Regions from separate parts of the Homo sapiens genome. Here all the other regions are linked to region 1. A link is a contact called in ENCODE Hi-C or POLR2A ChIA-PET data. All regions are on one chromosome and are shown on one strand. The core of a region is the stretch at or near the end of the contact, and the rest is flanking DNA. Distances in the headings are between cores, read along the strand shown. Region 1 has its middle 94 kb from the start of LINC02543. Region 2 overlaps DTNBP1 (dystrobrevin binding protein 1). Region 3 holds the start of GMPR (guanosine monophosphate reductase). Region 4 overlaps JARID2 (jumonji and AT-rich interaction domain containing 2).

Region 1 (4,317 bases), core at 1,075-3,574:
AGTTCGAGACCAGCCTGGGCAACATAGAGAGACCCTATCTCTACAAAAAGTCAAAAAATTAGCCATGCATGGTGGTATGCGCCTGAATTCCAGCTACTGGGGAGGCTGAGGTGGGAGGATTGCTTGAGCCCAGGAAGTCAACTGTGTAGTGAGCCTTGATCACACTACTGCCTCCAGCCTGGGCCACAGAGTAAGACCCTTTCTCAAAAAAACGGCCAGGTGCAGTGGCTCACACCTGTAATCCTACCACTTTGGGAGATGGAGGCAGGCAGATCACTTGAGGTCAGAAGTTCAAGACCCGCCTGGCCAACATGGCAAAACCTCGTCTCTACTAAAATTACAAAAATTAGCCAGGTGTGGTGGCATATTCCTGTGGTCCCAGCTACTTGGGAGGCTGAGGCATGAGAATCTCTTGAACCTAGGAGGTGGAGGCTGCAGTGAGCCAAAATCACACTACTGCATTCCAGCCTGGGTGACAGAGCAAGATTCTGTCTTAAAAACAAAACAAAACAAAACAAACAAACAAAAAAACCGAGCAAACAAAAATTTGCCAGGGGCTTTTGAAAGAGATATTCTCCCTCTTCTTCATCTGCTCATCTTCCTCACCATACCAAAGGATTACAGCAGCTGCAGTTTCAAAAAGAACATCAGGATACATGACCTGACCATTCAGTGGGAAGAATTTAATTTCCAAACACTTCTAGAAAATTCCAGTGATATGATCAGGCATTTGATTTCTGCTTAGAGGACCAAGAATGTAAGCTAAGACTATTTAGTATAGATACATTGGATGTATGGAAGTTTTATGGGATGGTCTATAAATCCAGCCTCCATACATGTTGTGAAACCCTAATAGCCAACTCACATCTGGATTTTAGCAATATAACCCATTGCTATGACAACTATTAATTATATCATGTTGTGCCCCAACTCAGTGCACTGGAGTACTCTCCAAAGGGAAACACATTTACATGAATCAATTTATCTTTCATCTCATATCAAAGAAGCCAATCAGATTATTTTTGCCCAGCGGATCTATTATTAAAGGAACAATTTTGTCTTTAAGTCCCTACTTATTGATGAACAGAATTCATCTTATTTATAATACCAGTATGAAAGGCAAGGTCTTCTGCAGATTAAAGAAAGCTAGTTACTTCAGCAGTACACTTCAGACGTGTACATGCACAGGCCAGCAGTCACTATTTTTCCAGAGTCCTCTCCACATGGAAAGGTTAGAAAAAAGGAAATCCCAATTGCACTCTCAATTAAACAGCCACTGAGTGCTCCAAAGTATGGTTTTTAGCAATGTACTTTATTTTTATTTTTATTTTTGGAGATGGAGTCTTGCTCTGCTGCCCAGGCTAGAGTGCAGTGGTGCAATCTCAGCTCACAGCAACCTCCGCCTCCCGAGGTCAAGCTATTCTTCTGCCTCAGCCTCCTGAGTAGCTGGGATTACAGGCGCCCGCCACCGTGCCTGGCTAAGTTTTTTTGTATTTTTAGTAGAGATGGGGTTTCACCATCTTGGCCAGGCTGGTCTTGAACTCCTGACCTCGTGATTACAGGCGTGAGCCCAGCCAACAATGGATGTTTTTGACTCTAGGTCTCTTGCACGCAACATCTCAAGCTTTCCAGCAGTGGTAGTGTTACCAGTGGTGGAATTCACACAAATCTGCAGCAAACTCGATCCTTGTCTCCTTGGAGGAAAAAATTCTGCTGAGGGGCAGACACAGGTTTAAAGCAAAGGGAAAGACTGAGGCAAGTTTTAGAGCAGGGATGAGAGTTTATTAAAATGTTTTAGAGCAGAAGCAAAAGGAAGCAAAGTACATATGGAAAAAGGCCAAGCTGGCAACTTGAGAGGCCAACCGCCCCATTCAGCCTTTGACTTGGGGATTTATACATTGGCATGATTTTGGGGCTTTCTTTTCTCCTCCCTTGATCCTTCCCTTGGGGCGGGCTGTTGCTCAACCACCACATGCACAGTGTTGCTCAGCACTTGGGAGGGTGACTGCGTGCATAGTTTATTTTACTGCAGTTGCGCGCATGCTCTCTAGGGGCAATTTTCCTTTACCGGTCGACTGTTCCCAGGTGAAGGTCATATACCTGCCACTTTGCCTCTTAGTGTGCATGCTTGGGCCTGCTTGTCCAACCCCTGAACTCTTATTGAGAAGCTGCTGATCACCAGCTCCAGGTATTTTCTATCTACTGGGAGCCTGTCTTTGCCTGGTGCCGGCTGTGACCAATTATCATTTCAGAGAGAGTTTAACAACCGCCTGATCATCACCTGATGGTCACCTGACACTCCTGGGGGTGCCCTCTCCTGCCCTGCTCATATCTGCCTATCTACTCTAACAGTAGAAACATTCTAACACACACTTTATAGTTTTCACGTGGCAGCTAACTTTGTACAGGCATTGCAAATTCAGATGGGAAGAGCTCCACCTATGATTTTTGTCTGAGACTTTAAGGTTAGTAAAGAAGGTCAGACGTTTCTCCTCCCCTGGGACTCCCATGAGCTCAAAACCTCAAAGATGTTTCACCAAAATGACAGGCAATGTTATTTTGGTTAGAGATATGCTTCTTCAAGGAGAAGTGAAAGCATCTCAGCTTCAGGAGTGATATGACTGTGTGCCCTTGAGCACGTTTCATGGCATGGAAATGAAGAGACCACTCCCTTCAAGGCAGTGAGTCATAGCTCCGTTGGGGTCCATGTTGCTCCTAAGAATCCTTTCAAAGCTGGGCATGGTGGCTCATGCCTGTAATCCCAACAATTTGGGAGGGTGAGGCAAGAGATGTACTCGAGCCCAGGAATTTAAGACCAGCTTGGGCATATTAGTGAGTCCCCATTTCTCCAAGAACTAAAAAATTAGCCAGACATGGTGGCACCCCCCTGTAGTCGTAGCTACTCAAGACACTGAGTGGGAGGATTGCTTGAGCCCAGGAAGTTGAGGCTGCAGTGAGCTATGATTGTGCCACTGCACTCCAGCCTGGGTAGCAGAGCGAGACCCTGGCTAAAATAAAATAAAACAAAAAAAAACTTACTTGTGTTGGGTGCCTTTTGTGCTGTCCACTCAGGTGACATCCACCCTGGCCTCCTCTTCCTTGGCAGTCCTAACCATAGCACTCAGCACTTTAGCCTGTAAGGGATGTTAGTGGAGTGTCCACAGCTAAACCAGAACCTACTTGGGAGTGGAGACTGTGAGCTGTCCCTTTTGTCTCTCATAGCTCCTATAATTCCAGTGACTGGCCAGTGTGGTGTCTCATGCCTGTAATCCCAGAACTTTGGGAGGCCGAGGTGGGCGGATCACCTGAGGTCAGGAGTTCAAGACCACCCTGGCCAAAATGGTGAAAACCCGTCTGTACTAAAAATGCAAAAATTAGCTGGGCATGGTGGTGGGTGCCTGTAGTCCCAGCTACTTGGGAGGCTAAGGCAGGAGAATAGCTTGAACCCGGGAGGCAGAGATTGTAGTTAGCCAAGATGGTGCCACTGCACTCCAGCCTGGGCAAAAAGAGCAAGACTCTGTCTCAAAAAATAATAATTCTAGTGGCTGATGAAGATGAAGAAGAAAGATGATGATGATGACAGGTTAGCAGCAATAGCAGCTAACATTTTGGACTACCAAAGCTGATGCTGAACTGTTTTCACTGGATTTCTCATTTCATCCTCACAAGAATGCTTTGTGGTACAGATAAAGAGGCTGAGACTAAGAGAGGTTAAACGGCTTCTTAAGGTTGCCGTAGGGTTGAATAGTCTCTCCCCAGTATTCATTTCTACTCAGAACCTGTGAATGTGACCTTATTTGGAAATAGGATCTTTATTAAGTTTAAGATGAAGTCATACTAGATTAGGTTGAGCCCTAAAGTCAATAATTGGTGTCCTTAGAAAAAGAGGAAAATGTGGACACAGACACAGAGGATGCACACAGGTTAGGAGGCCATGTGAAGACAGAGGCAGAGGTTGGAGTGATGCTGCCACAAGCCAGGGAATGCCAGGGATTGCTGGCAACCACCAGGAGCTAGAAGAAAGACATGAAGCAGATCCTTTCTCTAAACCTCCGGAAAGAACCAACCCCAATGACACCTTGATTCTGGCCTTCTAACCTCCAGAACTGTTAGAGAATACATTTCTGTTGTCTTAAGCCACACAGTTTGTGGTAACTTGTTACAGCAGCCCTAGCTGATGGATATAGTAGTTTCACAGATACTTGGTTGAATAAACTGACTTGGGTGGTGTATTAGTCCATTCTCACGCTGCTAATAAAGACATACCCAAGACTGGGTAATTTATAAAGGAAAAAAGTTTAATTGACTCACAGTTCC
Region 2 (4,648 bases), core at 15-2,514, 290 kb before region 1:
TGGATGACTCTGACAGGTTCAAGATTTCTGTGAAGGAAATAGCTACAGATGTGGTAGAAATAGCAAGAGAACTAGAATTAGAAGTGAAGCCTGAAGATACGATTGAATTACTGCAATCTCGTGATCCAACTTAAACAGATGAGGAGTTACTTCCTATGGATGAGCAAAGGAAGTGGTTTCTTGAGAAGAAACCTACTTCTGGTGAAGATGCTGTGAACATTTTTGAAATGACAAGAAAGGACATAGAATGTTATGTACACTGAGTTGATAAAGCAGCAGCAATGTTTGAGAGGATTGATTCCAATTTTTTAAGTAATTCTACTATGGGTGAAATGCTGTCAAACAGCAACGCATGCTGCAGAGAAATCTTTCCAGGAAGAAAGAGTCAATCGATGTAGCAAACTTCATTGTTATCTTATTTTAATTAAGATAATGCCACAGCCATCTTAACCTTCAGCAACCACCACCTGATAAGTCAGCAGCCATTACCATAGAGGCAAGACTCTCCACCATCAAAAAGATTACAACTCACTGAAGGCTGATGATCATCAGCAATAAAGTATTTTTAATTAAGGTATGTACATTGTGCTTTAAGACATAATGCTAGTGCACATTTAATAGACTACATACTGTATAAACATAATTTTTATATGCACTAGGAAAGCAAAAAAAAAATCATGTAACTAGCTTTACTGCAGAATGCAGTGGACTGGAACAGAATCCACAATATCTTTGAGGTATTGCTATCATATGTTTCCAACAATCACATTTCAACATATCTTGATAGAAAAATCACAATATTCATATACTTTTTGTATTATGTAGCTAAAAAGCAATGGGCTATTTAAAAATATAGAATACCCATTTCTTTATAGCTGCACAAGTAATAATACGAGTTAGTCAGAGCTGGCAGCCACTGACAGAGCACTTAGCTGGTGCCAAGCACTATTCCAAGCACTTTACTGATTCCCTAAAACCCTATAATGTACTGTACTATTATTATCCCCATTTCACACACGAGAAAACCACCTTCTAGGGTCACATGACCTGTACCCAAGCTGTCCAACCTCCTGCAAAAATTTCCTCTCAAAATTCTAGGCCTTCTTACCATGTTCCTTGAAACTCTTGTTGCATTATAAACATATTTCCATGCCTAACTTCTTCACAACAGAATGTCTCTCTAACTTTTCATTTAACAATGAAGACTAGCCTGACCATTTCTACCTCTGCTATCTTCCTCTTAAGGGAAGTTCCTCTTTTCCCACACCCACATATCAGTCTGGAAATGCCCTGGGTCACAAGGCTCACCCACTCATTCAAAAGTCCCTTCTCTAGGCCAGGCGTGATGGCTCACGCCTGTAATCCCAGCACTTTGGGAGGCTGAGGCGAGTGGATCATCAGAGGTCAGGGGTTTGAGACCAGCCTGGCCAACACGGTGAAACTCCATCTCTACTAAAAATAAAAAAAATTTGCTGGGCGTGGTGGTGTGAGCCTGTAATCCCAGCTACTCGGGAGACAGAAGAAACGCTTTAACCCAGGAGGCGGAGGTTGCAGTGAGCCGAGATCATGCCATTGCACTCCAGCCTGAGCAACAACAGTGAAACTCCATCTCAAAAAAAAAAAAAAAAAAAAAAAAAAAAATGCCCCTTTTTTGACACGGACCCCATTTTTTTTTTTTTTTTTTTTTTTTTTTGAGACGGAGTCTTGCTCTGTTGCCCAGGATGGAGTGCAGTGGCGCGATCTCGGCTCACTGCAAGCTGCGCCTCCCGGGTTCATGCCATTCTCCTGCCTCAGCCTCCCGAGTAGCTGGGACTACAGGCGCCCGCCACCACACCCGGCTAATTTTTTGTATTTTTAGTAGAGACAGGGTTTCACCGTGTTAGCCAGCACAGTATCGATCTCCTGACCACATGATCTGCCCGCCTTGGCCTCCCAAAATGCTAGGATTACAGGCGTGAGCCACTGCACCTGGCCAAGGACTCCATTCTTAATGCTGCCAAATGCCCTCCTACAATCTTTGTGGGACAAATGAAATGTACAGAAAGCACCTCTGGAAAATTCGCACACATACAACCTTTTGTGAACAATTTGATCCATGGCCTCCCTGGAGCTCTTCTGAAGCTCTTCCATTTACAGCCTGCACACAACCCAATCTCCCATCCCTGCCTGGCAGTCTCTCAAACTATGGTCCACAGGCCACCCATATCAGAATTACCTAGAATGCCTGTTTCAAACCATTCTAAATTTAAACCATTCTAGAGGCTTGTGGAATAAGGAGTCATTTCAACTTTCTCCACTGGAATTAACTTTAGAATGGACTCCCCAAGGATGAAGCCCAGGAATCCCCATTTTAAATACTCTCCCCAGGTGACTCTTATGGCTCATTAACATTTAGTGCCCATCTCTAAGGACACATGACCCTGATTGAGAACTTGTGTTCTAAAATACTCATTTCTATTCATTTCTGCCTCATCCCTTGGCCTCATTCTAGAAGATTTTAACATCAATACAATAATCCACCTCACCTATGTATTAGCTTCATTGGGGGTAGGGGGGTGGTGGTATATTAGTGACCAGCTCCTCCTGTCCATGATAGCAACCCACTCCTGTTATTGTCACATCCTAGATCCAGAACAGCTCCACTCATCAACACTCCTAACACCAAGAGTGTACTCTGCCCAACCTATCCATCTTTCTCTCCACCAAATCTGCTCTTGGGCCACAGCCAGACCCAATCCCATGACTTCCGCTTCCTCCCAACTAGCAAAGCCCGCCTCCAGCTTCAGTTCCAGAGGCGCCCAGCACAGATGACAGTCTGTCTCATGTCCTCTGAGACTGACTCCCCACGGACTTCAGAAATACCAACCCTGTACCTTCCTTCTCTGAGATGGCCACTGCAGGACTTGGGATGCCAGAGCTAGTCTAGCAGGCTGTTACCCTTAGACTCCTTTTCCATCTCCAGTTCAGGTTGGCCTAGTGATAACAGCCATTATTATAACTAATATTTACAAAGCACTAACTGAATTAGGTAACAATTAATTCATTTAATCCTTATAACAACTCTATGATAGGGGTACATCATTATCCCATCATAAATCAGTGACATTGAGGCCAAGAGAGATAAAATAATTTGCCTAAGGTCTCAAAGGTAGTGTGTGACCGAGCTGAGATTTGAAGCCCTCCAGCCCCTTTCCACAGCCTGAGCTCATGCTCCTTTCCTTCTGCTCTAGTAATGGAGGAGAAGAGCAGGAAAAGAAAAGAGCAACCCAGTCATTTGCCTCTTGGAGAAAACTAGCTCAGGGCTCCTATTTTGCTGGAAAACTTTGCCCTGTGCTCCACTCCTTCATCTTTATATTTGGGATTCATGTTTTACCTTCTCCTGAGTTTTTTATAACTCATCTCCAAAAGATGGCAACAGACAGTGGTTTTTAAAAAAAGTTTTGGAAAGCTTATTTATCAGTTTTATGTTGAAACCTTTGTCTTTTATCAGCCGGGACTTCTAAAGAGTAGCATGTAAAGTAATATGGAAAACTTCGAGACTGGAATGAATACTGTGGCAAACTTTTCAAACTCACCTCTTATTTTTCTTGTAATTCTCCAGTTGCTGGGACTGCATATGTTTGCATCTTTCTAATTCACACTGCCCACATAAGTCTTCCAGATGCAGCAGGTTGTTCTCTACCTCCTCAAAACTCGCCTCTAAATGAGCTGAAAGTATATAAAAATAAACAGACCTCAAAAGTCAGAATCCTCAATCATGATGAATACAAAAAGTATCAAAAAGGTAAAAGTTCACATTGTTGAGATTGTTTTGCATTTTTAATGTTTTTTATTAAACTTTCTTGAAGCAAAATAAAATATACTGGCCAACATTAAACCATAATTCAAATTACTTTTTTGACTACATTTCAAGCATTTTCAAGAAATAACTTTCCTAAACACTTATTAACCAGGAAGACAAAGAAATGGAGAAACATTATCTTGATTAACGTAATGCTATATCCTAATGATCCCATATACCACATGTGAATAACCAATTTTCACATAAGAATATGGTAAAATATAATTAACACAAATTATACCTACCTTAACCTAATTACACCTATACTTAACTAACTTAATATCTGTGTTTCTAAATTACGTTAGCATTTGTTTTGCCTCTGGCACATCACATACACAAATCTTCAAGGCACAGTAGATATGCACAAATACTTGGTAAGCATGAGTTACCAGGCTACTCAGTGGTTGGGTGAGGAACAGACTTTGCTCTGCCTGTCAGGTGACTAGTCTTTCACTACTCCACTCTGCTGCTAGGCCACAGAGCCTTGCAGCTGTATTGGAACATGAAGATCACCCACTCAAACCTTTCACTGAGAAGATTCAAGACTAAAGCCTAGAAAAACAAATACAGTGCCTTGCCCAGGCAAGCTAGTGAAGGGCCACACGGCCAGTGAAGGGCAGTCAGGAATCCAAACTGAATCCCTCTCACATTACACTAATTTCCAATTGACAGGGTGCTAAGTAAACTGAGATTGTAGGGGCAAGGATTAGTTGTTTTCTTATACGAAAGAAAAGCTTTCGAGGTCAAAGATTTGAGAACTCAGAGCCTCATAACTAGTTATCTATTATTCACTGACATATGCCAGTC
Region 3 (4,702 bases), core at 337-2,836, 340 kb after region 1:
AAAGATGATTCTTGCCTTTGTGCAGTTAGCATTCTAGTTTGAAAATACAAACACAATGCACATAATGTAACATGTGACTACAAATCTGTAACTACCATGCATTGAGCAACTACTATGGGACAGACATTGTGCTTACATAAACACACACACTTTAATTCTCACAAAAACCAGGGAGGAGATAGGGTTAACCCCCCCTCCTGCCCCCACCCCTTTTATGAGAAAACTGAGACTTAGAGAAATTGACTCCCCTAAGGTCACCTAGCTAGACAGTGGTGGAACCAGGTTTCAAACTCAGGCAGAGATGTTCCAGGACAAAAGCAGCTTCAGTGAATAGTTGTAGCAAGTTTTAAGGACTGAGAAATTTATATTGAATTTTTCTGCGGCCTTAGGCAAGTTATTTCATTTATAGAAGCCTCGTTTTTCCTTATCTGTGAAATGGCTCTTTCTTCATTGGGTTGTTCTGAGAGTGAATGAGATGATGCATGAAGCCCGGCAGCACATTTCAAATGTATAATAAAAGGTCGGTAAGGTCAATAAGTGAATCAATGAACTCACATCACTGGTAACCCCTCGAACTCACATCACTGGTAACCCTCAGAGGGGACTCAGGCTCCTCAAATCTCAGGATCTGCGTCGACTACAGACCTCACTGTTTTTCTTAAACAAAAATCCTGAAATCCAGGCTGGGCGCAGTGGCTCACGCCAGTAGTCCCAACACTGGGAAGCTGAGGCGGGAGGATTGCTTGAACCCAGTAGTTCAAGACCAGCCTGGGCAACACAGTGAGACCTTGTCTCTTAACAACAAGTCCAAAGGGAATCATGGCCTCCACAATCCCAGTACAGCTAAACAGTTAACTGCCCACGTTCTTTTCCTTAATTCTATACAACCTCCCTGGGGTTTCTGGTTCTTTGGCAAGTGAGAGACGTGCTCCTCAACACTGGGTGAGCACACCGGGCTTGAATTTTAAAAAAGGAGAATCCGCCGGGCACGGTGGCTCACGCCTGTAATCCCAGCACTTTGGGAGGCCGAGGCAGGCGGATCACTTGAGGTCAGGGGCTCGAGACCAGCTTGGGCAATATGGTGAAACCCCGCCTCTAGGAAATAATTTTTAAAATAAGCTGGGTGTGGCGGCGTGCGCCTGTACTCGAGGAGGCTGAGGCATGAGAATCGTTTGAGCCCAGGAAGTCGAGGCTGCGATGAGCGGCGATAGCGCCACTCACTCCAGCCTGAGCGACAGTGAGACTGTCTCAAAAAAAAAAAAAAAAAAGTAAAAGCTCTCAGGGAGCGACTTTTCCCTTGGATAAGGCAGCCACACGCTAAGTCCCCTCTCCATCGGGGACCCTGGGGACAAACAGAACGGTGCGCATTTCCCTCCCCCGTCCCCATTCGGTCACTGCCACGGGCTGTACACCTGAGGGGGAAGGACGGGGGCGGCGGCGCGAGGAGGAAGGGCTTCGCCGCCAATCTGTCCCTAACCAGTCTGCCTCTCAACCCCTGCCTGAGGCGGAGGCGGTGCCCGGGGCGGGCCAAGCGTGACCGCGGGTCGGCGGGGCGTGTTTAAGACCGCGGCGTGCGCACCCGGCCCACGCCAGCTCCCGGCCGCGGCACAGCAGCCCCGGCGCTCCCCGCGCCGCCCCGCGCAGGCGCCCCCGCCCCGCCGTCGCCGCCGCCGCAGCCAGGAGCCGCTGCACCATGCCCCGCATAGATGCGGACCTCAAGCTCGACTTCAAGGATGTCCTGCTCCGACCTAAGCGGAGCAGCCTCAAGAGCCGAGCCGAGGTGGGGGACGTTCGGAAGTCGCAGTGGGGTGGGATTTTTTTTTCCGGGTGGCGCGGGGCAAGTGGGTGGAAGGGGGTGGCACCGGGTTACCCTGCCTGCTTTGGTGTTTGAGACTGGGGCGCTGCGCCCCCGTTCCCGCGCCCCAGCACCTGCCAGGACGTGAGGTGTCTTTAAGGGCGGTGATACGGGGGCCCATGAAATTCTCTACACGTCGGTCCCGTTGGGTGGCCTAGGGGAAGTTCACAGTGAAACTCGACCACAGATGAGCGAGATCCAGTGGCCAGTTGGTTTAGAAGGAATAGGGGTACGAGGGCGCTTATAGCAAGAAAAGGAAACTGGAGCTAGGGGAGAGAGGACGAGAAAAACAACTGCAGATCCCGGTGATTTTTGGCTGCGTCTCCTAGTGCTGATAATTGCTGCTGCTTTCGCTTCGGGTCCAGCGGTGGAACTTCGTGAACGCGTCTGAAAAACCAGAACCCAGGGCACAAGTTCAGGGTTTCCTTTCTGAGTTTGGCGGCCTTGCTGGCAGTGGGGCTTGGGGACTCAGCGGTACTGGACAGCCCGCGGTCCCAGCCTAGCCCTGGAGAAGAGTTTCGAAAGCTTTGGGGTGAGAGAGGTGGGGGCGAATTGGAAGCCTCGGGCATTTCCCTGGTTCTGCCTGGATGTCCTCAAATCCTAAGGAACAGGTGGAGACCGGACTGGAAATAGCCTGAGGCTGGGGGAAGGGAGGCCAGTCCCTGAAGGATAAACTAGTTGCCTGAAAGGCAGAGTGCCCCGGGGTGGTGTGCGCTGGTGACTGGCTTTGCTGAGAGCTGGAGAGGAAGGTGAGGAAACCGGACACGGTTGAAGGCTGGGGCTGAAGGAGTAAACACGAGGAGGCTGGGCCAACCTGCACAGCTCCGTCCACTCAGCTCCACAAACAAGACCATAAATAAATCCCCTCAGCAAAGAAGTCCGCTGCCCACTCCGGTGCCAGGCCTAACTGCAGTGCCTGGGGCTGCCAGCCGAGGGCTTGCTTGGATTGGGGAAGCCTCCGCGTTAGCCAATGACTAAACCAAGTGGCCTTCTGTAAGCAGCAGCATTGGCTGGTTTGGAGCCCGGCAGGACTGGAGGACGTAGGGGAGGAATGATTAAAACTTATCGCCCCAGATTGGGTGACCCTGTGCCTGTCCCTCATGACCTTTCAGGTGCTAAAGAGGGGGCCTCTCTTGGAACAAAAACAGTTTGGAGGGCAGGCCTGGGCCTCTGGAAGCATGAGCTGTAGCCAATTCCTAAGGCAAGACCAAGATGAAATAGGGGGATTCTGGATGTGCTAATAATTTGGTGGCCTCAATATTCTTTAAATATTCAAAATGTATTTAGAAGAGAGAAACTCATTTTTCAGAAAATTGGATGTTCAAAACAAAGATATACCTATTTTCTGAACCAGAAAACATGTTGAGAAGGTAAAATATTGAACATTAATGTAATAGGGCCAGGCACAGTAGCTCACACCTGTAATCCCAGCACTTTAGGAACCTGAGGTGGAAGGATTGCTTGAGGCCAGGAGTTCGAGGCCAGCCTAGGCAACAAAGCAAGACCTCAGCTCTACAAAAATTTAAAAAATCAGCCAGGGCAGTTGTGCACACCTCTAGTCCCAGCTATTTGGAAGGCTGAGGCGGGAGGATGGCTTGAGCCCACGAGCTGGAGATTACAACAAAAATTTAAAAAATTAGGGCAGTGGTGCTCACCTGTAGTCCCAGCTACTTGGAAGGCTGAGGCGGGAGGATGGCTTGAGCCCAGGAGCTGGAGGTTACAGTGAGCTATGATGGTGCCACTGCACTTCAGCCTGGACAACCCTGTCTCTAAAGCTAAAATGAAATTTATGTAATAGAATGAATTACTCCTTCTCGGGGAATACTATCACATCATGCGACAATGTCATGCAACACTTGGCTTCATAATTTGGGCAGATTGTAACTAATGTTCCAGTTTGGGATAGCATCTTTGCAATCTTCATGTACACATTGCAGTGAGAACTCAGTGCCCTTGAGGAGTCTCTTTTGTATTTTTATGTTCGTGGGAGTTTGCCAGCCACGGGCCTGGAGACTCAGGTTAACCAGCATTGCCTTTCTAATCGGTTGCCGTGATGGTTTAGCTCCCTGATGCGTGAGGCTGCTGCCTGGCTGGCCACCCCCATGATCTGACTTTACTTGCCTCGGTGGCGTTGAGGGATCTAGTTAGGCCTCCCTAATCCCCTCTCAATGTTTTCTCAGTTTGCTTGTTGATGCCTGAAATTTTTCACAGGCAGATAAAAACTTTTCCTTGCACAATCAGAAGCTTAAAATATGTGCATCCTGGCAGAAGTAATATCTGGAGGCAAATTGGAAACTGAAGGGTAGATGACCGACATTGAGCCTAACAGCAGATTTGTACAGAGCCAGGAAAGAGAACGTACACCCTGGGAGTAGAGTCTGGCTGAGGGAGGAGGGTTTTGACAGCTGATGATGGGCTTATCCTCGTGACAGTTTTGCTAAGAGCCAGGCCCAGCAATGGATCATCAGGCTATAGCAGGAAACGGACAGTAAGAGTGATCTCCCCCTCAGAAGCTTCAGGACTCCTGCAAGGACATTTCCACCAGCCTTCCATAAATGAACATGAATGAGATGAATCTGAGGTCACCTCTGAGAGGCAAAGAATACAGGTAGCAGTGGCCCAGGTGGCCTTCGCCTGGATTCTCCAGGGAGGCATTCATCTCTCAAATGTCCAGCCCCTGGCATGGAAGAATAAAGCGCCACAGGGTCATGTGGGGACATTTGGATAATCTTTTTCTGAGAAGTGATGAGTTTGTGGATTGAGACAAGACCTTTGTTTTCATCTGTTACGCTGGGGAGCCTGCATTCTCCCTGAGTGTTTTCTTCCTTAGTACCCATTTCTGGCTCT
Region 4 (4,298 bases), core at 1,195-3,694, 480 kb before region 1:
TCTCTCAGGCTTTTAACAGGTATGATATTCACAGCTACATTGTCTGCACGACTGTGTTCCTTATTCTTTTTGGTCTGAGTTACTTTGATGGTATAAAATACTTTTATTTACTTCGAGTTTGAAAGGAAGATAAGCCCAAATGTATACGAATCTTCTTGATAGCATGCATGAATTGGGATTATTCAAAGTGAGCATCCTTAATAATTGGAATTATATTAAATAAGTGCCTAGTTTTTACTCATTCCTGTATCAAAAATAAATTAGTAGTATAATTTACTATTAAATGCAAAAAAGTGAAAGCAAAACAATCAGCAAAAGGCTTAACATTTCTCTTAACCCTTGATTTATATTTAGAAGCTTCCACTGATCAGGTTATTTGGAGTTTATTTTGTTCTTACAACCTGGAGATATATTTTATAAATAAGAGAAGTACTAGTTTAATTTTCAACTTTAGAGTTATCATGGGTGAAATGTACTCTCTACTACAGAAAGTAAAGAAAAATTGAGTAATAGATTATGATGTGGCAGTTTTGAACACAAAAGATGTGGAAGTAAATATAAAGTAAATATGGGTAAATCTCGCCTATCTTCTGTTTCAAGTTATCTACGTAGTTGCCATTTTTGTTTCTAGTATCATTTGCATTTGCTTTTGCTTGAAGGATTTTAACATTTCTAACATTAGGTCTGCTGTTGATCATTCAGCTTTTGTATGTCTGGGAAGATCTCATTTCACCCACATTAAAAAAATACTTTTATGATAATTGTAGAATTACATGCAGTTATACAAAATACACCTTCATTTCTTATAGATATTTTTGCTGGGTATAAAATTTTAGGTTAATAGTCATTCACCATCAGTACTTCAGTGACACTGCCCCACTGTCCCGATGTGCATCATTTCTGATGAGAATCCTGTTGTTATTTTCATAGCTTTGTAGGAGCAATCATTTACCACAATTTTCTTTTGAATCCCTTACTGGTTTTAGGCAATTTGATACGATGTGCCTTGGCAGTTTTTATTTCCAGAGTTTGAGATTCATTGAGTGTATTAGGTTTGTAGATTTCATTTACTATGGAAAAATTAGAGCCATTATTATTTCAAATATTTTCGTGTGCATTCGTCTCCCCTTTGGGGACCTAATTTTCATATATATTACTCTGAAGTTGTCCCATAGCTCATGTGTTTTGTTCCTTTTTTGATCTGTATGTTGCATTTTAGATAGTTTATACCCTAAATCTGCTGGTAAGACTATTGAATATATCTTTTATCTCAGACATTGTTATTATATTTTAGAAGTTACAGCTGGGCACGCCTGTAATCCTAGCACTTCGGGAGGCCGAGGCGGGTGGATCACCAGGTCAGGAGTTCAAGACCTTCCTGGCCAACATGGTGAAACCCTGTCTCTACTAAAAATACAAAAATTAGCTGGGCGTGGTGGTGCGCATCTGTAATCCCAGCTACTCAGGAGGCTGAGGCAGGAGAATTGCTTGAACCCAGGAGGCGGAGGTTGCAGTGAGCCAAGATCACACCACTGCACTACAGCCTGGGTGACAGAGCAAGACTCCATAAAAAAAAAAAAAAGAAGTTAGATTTTGGTCTTTCCATAATCTTCAGTGTCTCTAGTAATATGCTTATTCTTTGGTGTTTCTTGAACATGTGGAGTACAGTTACAAGAGATATTTGAGTATATGTGCTATTTTTGTCTTCCATTATTTACAAAACAGTTTTGATTGATTAATCTTCCTCCTCATCAGTCATATTTTCCTGCATCTTTGCATGTCTGGTAGCTTTTTATTACTTGACAGACACTAAATTTTTCTCTGGCTGTGGGAAATGTTCGTATTTCTCTACATATTCTTGAGCATTGTTCTGAGATCTGATTATTAGGGAACAGTTTGATCTGTTTGGATCTTGGTTTCAAGCATGGTTAGGTAGGGCCAAAGCAGTGTTTACTGTGAGGCATTGTTTCCCTGCTACTCAGGCAAAAACCCTTACGAGTATTTTACTTGATGTCCTATGGATTATGTTTACCATGTAGGCTAGTAAGAATGGGCACTATTCCTGGTGCTTTTACAATTTGGATACTGTTCCTGCTAATCCTTTCTGGAAATACTTTCTCTTGGGTAGCTTCCTAACACAAATGTGCTTGTTAGTACTCAGCGGAAGACATGAGGAGCGCCTTTGGCAGATTCCATTGTTGTCTGTGTGGCTCTGGCCTCTGCTGTGCTCTGCCTTACACATTATATCACCTTGGCCTCCCCTTGTGTTTCTCAACCCCGGCTCTGCTTGCCCTTTCCGTAACTGCTGCAGCCTGGACATTCTCTCAGGGCAGTGAGCTGGAGGGATCATTTGTTTTCCATCCGTCAGGGATCACAGTATGTTGCTATATGGTGGCCGTTGTTTTGTGTGGATTTTTAGTTCTTTCAGACAGGCAAGAGGTATAAATCCTGTCTAGCTTCACTAAAAGCGGAAGTTCTTTCTGTTCTTTGAATGTTGAATGAGAGTGTGAGAGAGACACGTACCATCAGGAAATGGAACTAGCCACGGTCATAGCTTTTCATTTAGTTTTGTTAGTCTTTAAAAAAAAAAAAAGGTGAACAGCGTAAGTAAGCCCTGACTCCAAGAAAAAAAATTCAAAATTAATAAACATAAGCATTCGGCCTATAATAAAAATAGTAAACTCCATTCCATAATAAAGCCTGTGACTATTAGAAGTCCTTCTTTGAAGCTATGTAATCTGTCTCTTCCGTTAGGAAGAACTGACCTTAGCCTAGATAATATTGTGCTAAAAATTTTTACCTTAATTCTTTTGAAATACCTGTTTTTAAGGTTTTACCACCCTCACTTGGCAGCTGAGTTAATAGGATTTGGATCTAAGCTTTCACATCTATAATGCCTGGACTTTGCCACTGTACCATGTCACCTTCCATAAGTTGTAGCAAATGTAGGTCTGAATTTTCAGGTGTGTGCATCTGGACAGCAGTTGGCTTGGTGAGCTGTACTGGGGGTGGGGGTGCAGTTTGAACTGGGGTCTGGCCTGGTCCACAACTGTGCTGAGGGGCACCTCTTGCTGTCATGCCTAGTGTTACTCTTCAGCTGACCTCTTCTAGTAAATAATCTCTTCTGCCAAGGGATGTATTCCTTCTTTTCTGAAGTACATGAAATGCCTTGCTTCATTATAAACTGAGCGATGGATAGAAAGGGGAAAAGTTTTAGCTTATCTTGAGCAGAACCTACAGCTCCCGAAATCCTCTCTTGGGTCCTCCAATGTTAGAGGTCCTTTTGTTTAAGGACCCTGGAGAGAAGCGCGTCCAGGAGAGGGCCCAGCTCAGCTGACTGTTGTTTCAGGTAGCTGCTGCAAGTAGATCTGTGATTACTTGTTGATTTTAGTGGGTGGTTCTCTGTCCTTCTGGACGAATACTCTTTTTCTTTACTTTTCCTGCAGTGAGCTGGAGTTGGTAGGTTTGGGGTGGCTCACATCACAGTGCTTGCTTGTGCATATTCACCTTTCCCATGGAAATCTTCCAAGTGTGGGAGGGAAGTTTGTATTTCACGCACTGTGCCTTCACCTTGATCAGCAAGGTGAACCTGAGTTCCTGGGTTTCAGTGTCTGAGGTTGGATAGCACAGAGCTAAGGAAGCGTTTTCTGAGTGTGCCAGCAATTCTCGCTGGGCTGTGCATGCTCTGTTTCCTGGAGGCTGCACATGCTGCTCATCGACATTCGTGGTCAGGTTCTTTCCCTGCAGCAAAAACCCTTGGTTCAGACCTCATTTAACTCACAATTTCTCACCTCTGCTCTAGGGGTACCCAAGATGGTGGCTGTGTCTCCCCACTTCTGCTTCCCCATCAGGAAATAGAGCCCCACCATGGGTGTCTACACAATAGATGAAGCTGGTCAAATAAACACGAAATCTGACTGGTTTTGTGTGGGCTTCCCCGCTCCCCCTCCCTCTCTCAGAATTTTAAGTGCTTGGCAGAATACTGCTTATGTGACTCTGTTTTGGGATTATAAAACAATCTTTTGTATTGCTCCAGTTTACAGGAAGCAGCTCCTTTTTTCTCATTAATGACGCCTGTTGTTGAGTCCATCTTGTCTTCTCATGGGTTAGGCCTACTTGACTATGCTATCAAGGCTTACAGGTGTAGCCTAGTCTTTTTTTTTTTTTTTTTTTTAAACATTTATTTGAGACAGGGCCTGGCTCTGTTGCCCAGGCTGGAGTGCAGTGTTACGATATCGGCACACTGTAACCTCCGCGTCCTGGGTGCAAGTGATCCTCCTGTCTCAGCCTCCAAGTAG

The links. Hi-C counts contacts between places; a loop is a spot of excess contacts on that map. ChIA-PET counts read pairs that join two places held with the same protein, here RNA polymerase II (POLR2A). Pooled maps may share reads with other maps.
Region 2: a pooled map shows a loop between it and region 1 (2.6-fold over the local background). The contact joins two enhancer-like sites. A Hi-C loop is called at or near these places in 5 of 50 pooled maps. POLR2A ChIA-PET finds 5 or more read pairs at or near these places in 2 of 52 experiments (T-cell and activated CD4-positive, alpha-beta T cell).
Region 3: a map with no recorded cell type shows a loop between it and region 1 (6-fold over the local background). The contact joins the promoter of GMPR here to the enhancer-like site in region 1. A Hi-C loop is called at or near these places in 2 of 37 single-sample maps with no recorded cell type and 4 of 50 pooled maps. POLR2A ChIA-PET finds 5 or more read pairs at or near these places in 2 of 52 experiments (HEK293T and activated CD4-positive, alpha-beta T cell).
Region 4: a pooled map shows a loop between it and region 1 (5-fold over the local background). The contact joins two enhancer-like sites. A Hi-C loop is called at or near these places in 2 of 37 single-sample maps with no recorded cell type and 4 of 50 pooled maps.

What each region holds. Positions count from the first base shown.
Region 1 is chr6:15,899,252-15,903,568 of GRCh38, forward strand. No RefSeq gene overlaps it. Among named protein-coding and RNA genes, the nearest start is that of LINC02543, 94 kb to the right of the region's middle. RefSeq lists enhancers at 2,059-2,148, 2,329-2,608, 3,109-3,168. Within about 2 kb of position 2,325, at least 4 of the 41 ENCODE cell types and tissues checked have a DNase peak (open chromatin) inside an H3K27ac peak, as active enhancers do.
Region 2 is chr6:15,611,692-15,616,339 of GRCh38, forward strand. DTNBP1 (dystrobrevin binding protein 1) reads right to left here. Exons shown (of 10, transcript NM_032122.5): 6 at 3,576-3,708. Among named protein-coding and RNA genes, the nearest start is that of DTNBP1, 49 kb to the right of the region's middle. RefSeq lists enhancers at 1,168-1,277, 1,318-1,387, 4,373-4,462. Within about 2 kb of position 1,265, at least 3 of the 41 ENCODE cell types and tissues checked have a DNase peak (open chromatin) inside an H3K27ac peak, as active enhancers do.
Region 3 is chr6:16,237,001-16,241,702 of GRCh38, forward strand. It overlaps GMPR (guanosine monophosphate reductase), which reads left to right and starts at 1,587. Exons shown (of 9, transcript NM_006877.4): 1 at 1,587-1,780. The coding sequence starts at 1,694. RefSeq lists silencers at 1,370-1,469, 1,590-1,689.
Region 4 is chr6:15,418,832-15,423,129 of GRCh38, forward strand. All of the region lies in intron 3 of JARID2 (jumonji and AT-rich interaction domain containing 2), which reads left to right. Among named protein-coding and RNA genes, the nearest start is that of DTNBP1-AS1, 130 kb to the right of the region's middle. RefSeq lists an enhancer at 3,669-3,728. Within about 2 kb of position 2,445, at least 8 of the 41 ENCODE cell types and tissues checked have a DNase peak (open chromatin) inside an H3K27ac peak, as active enhancers do.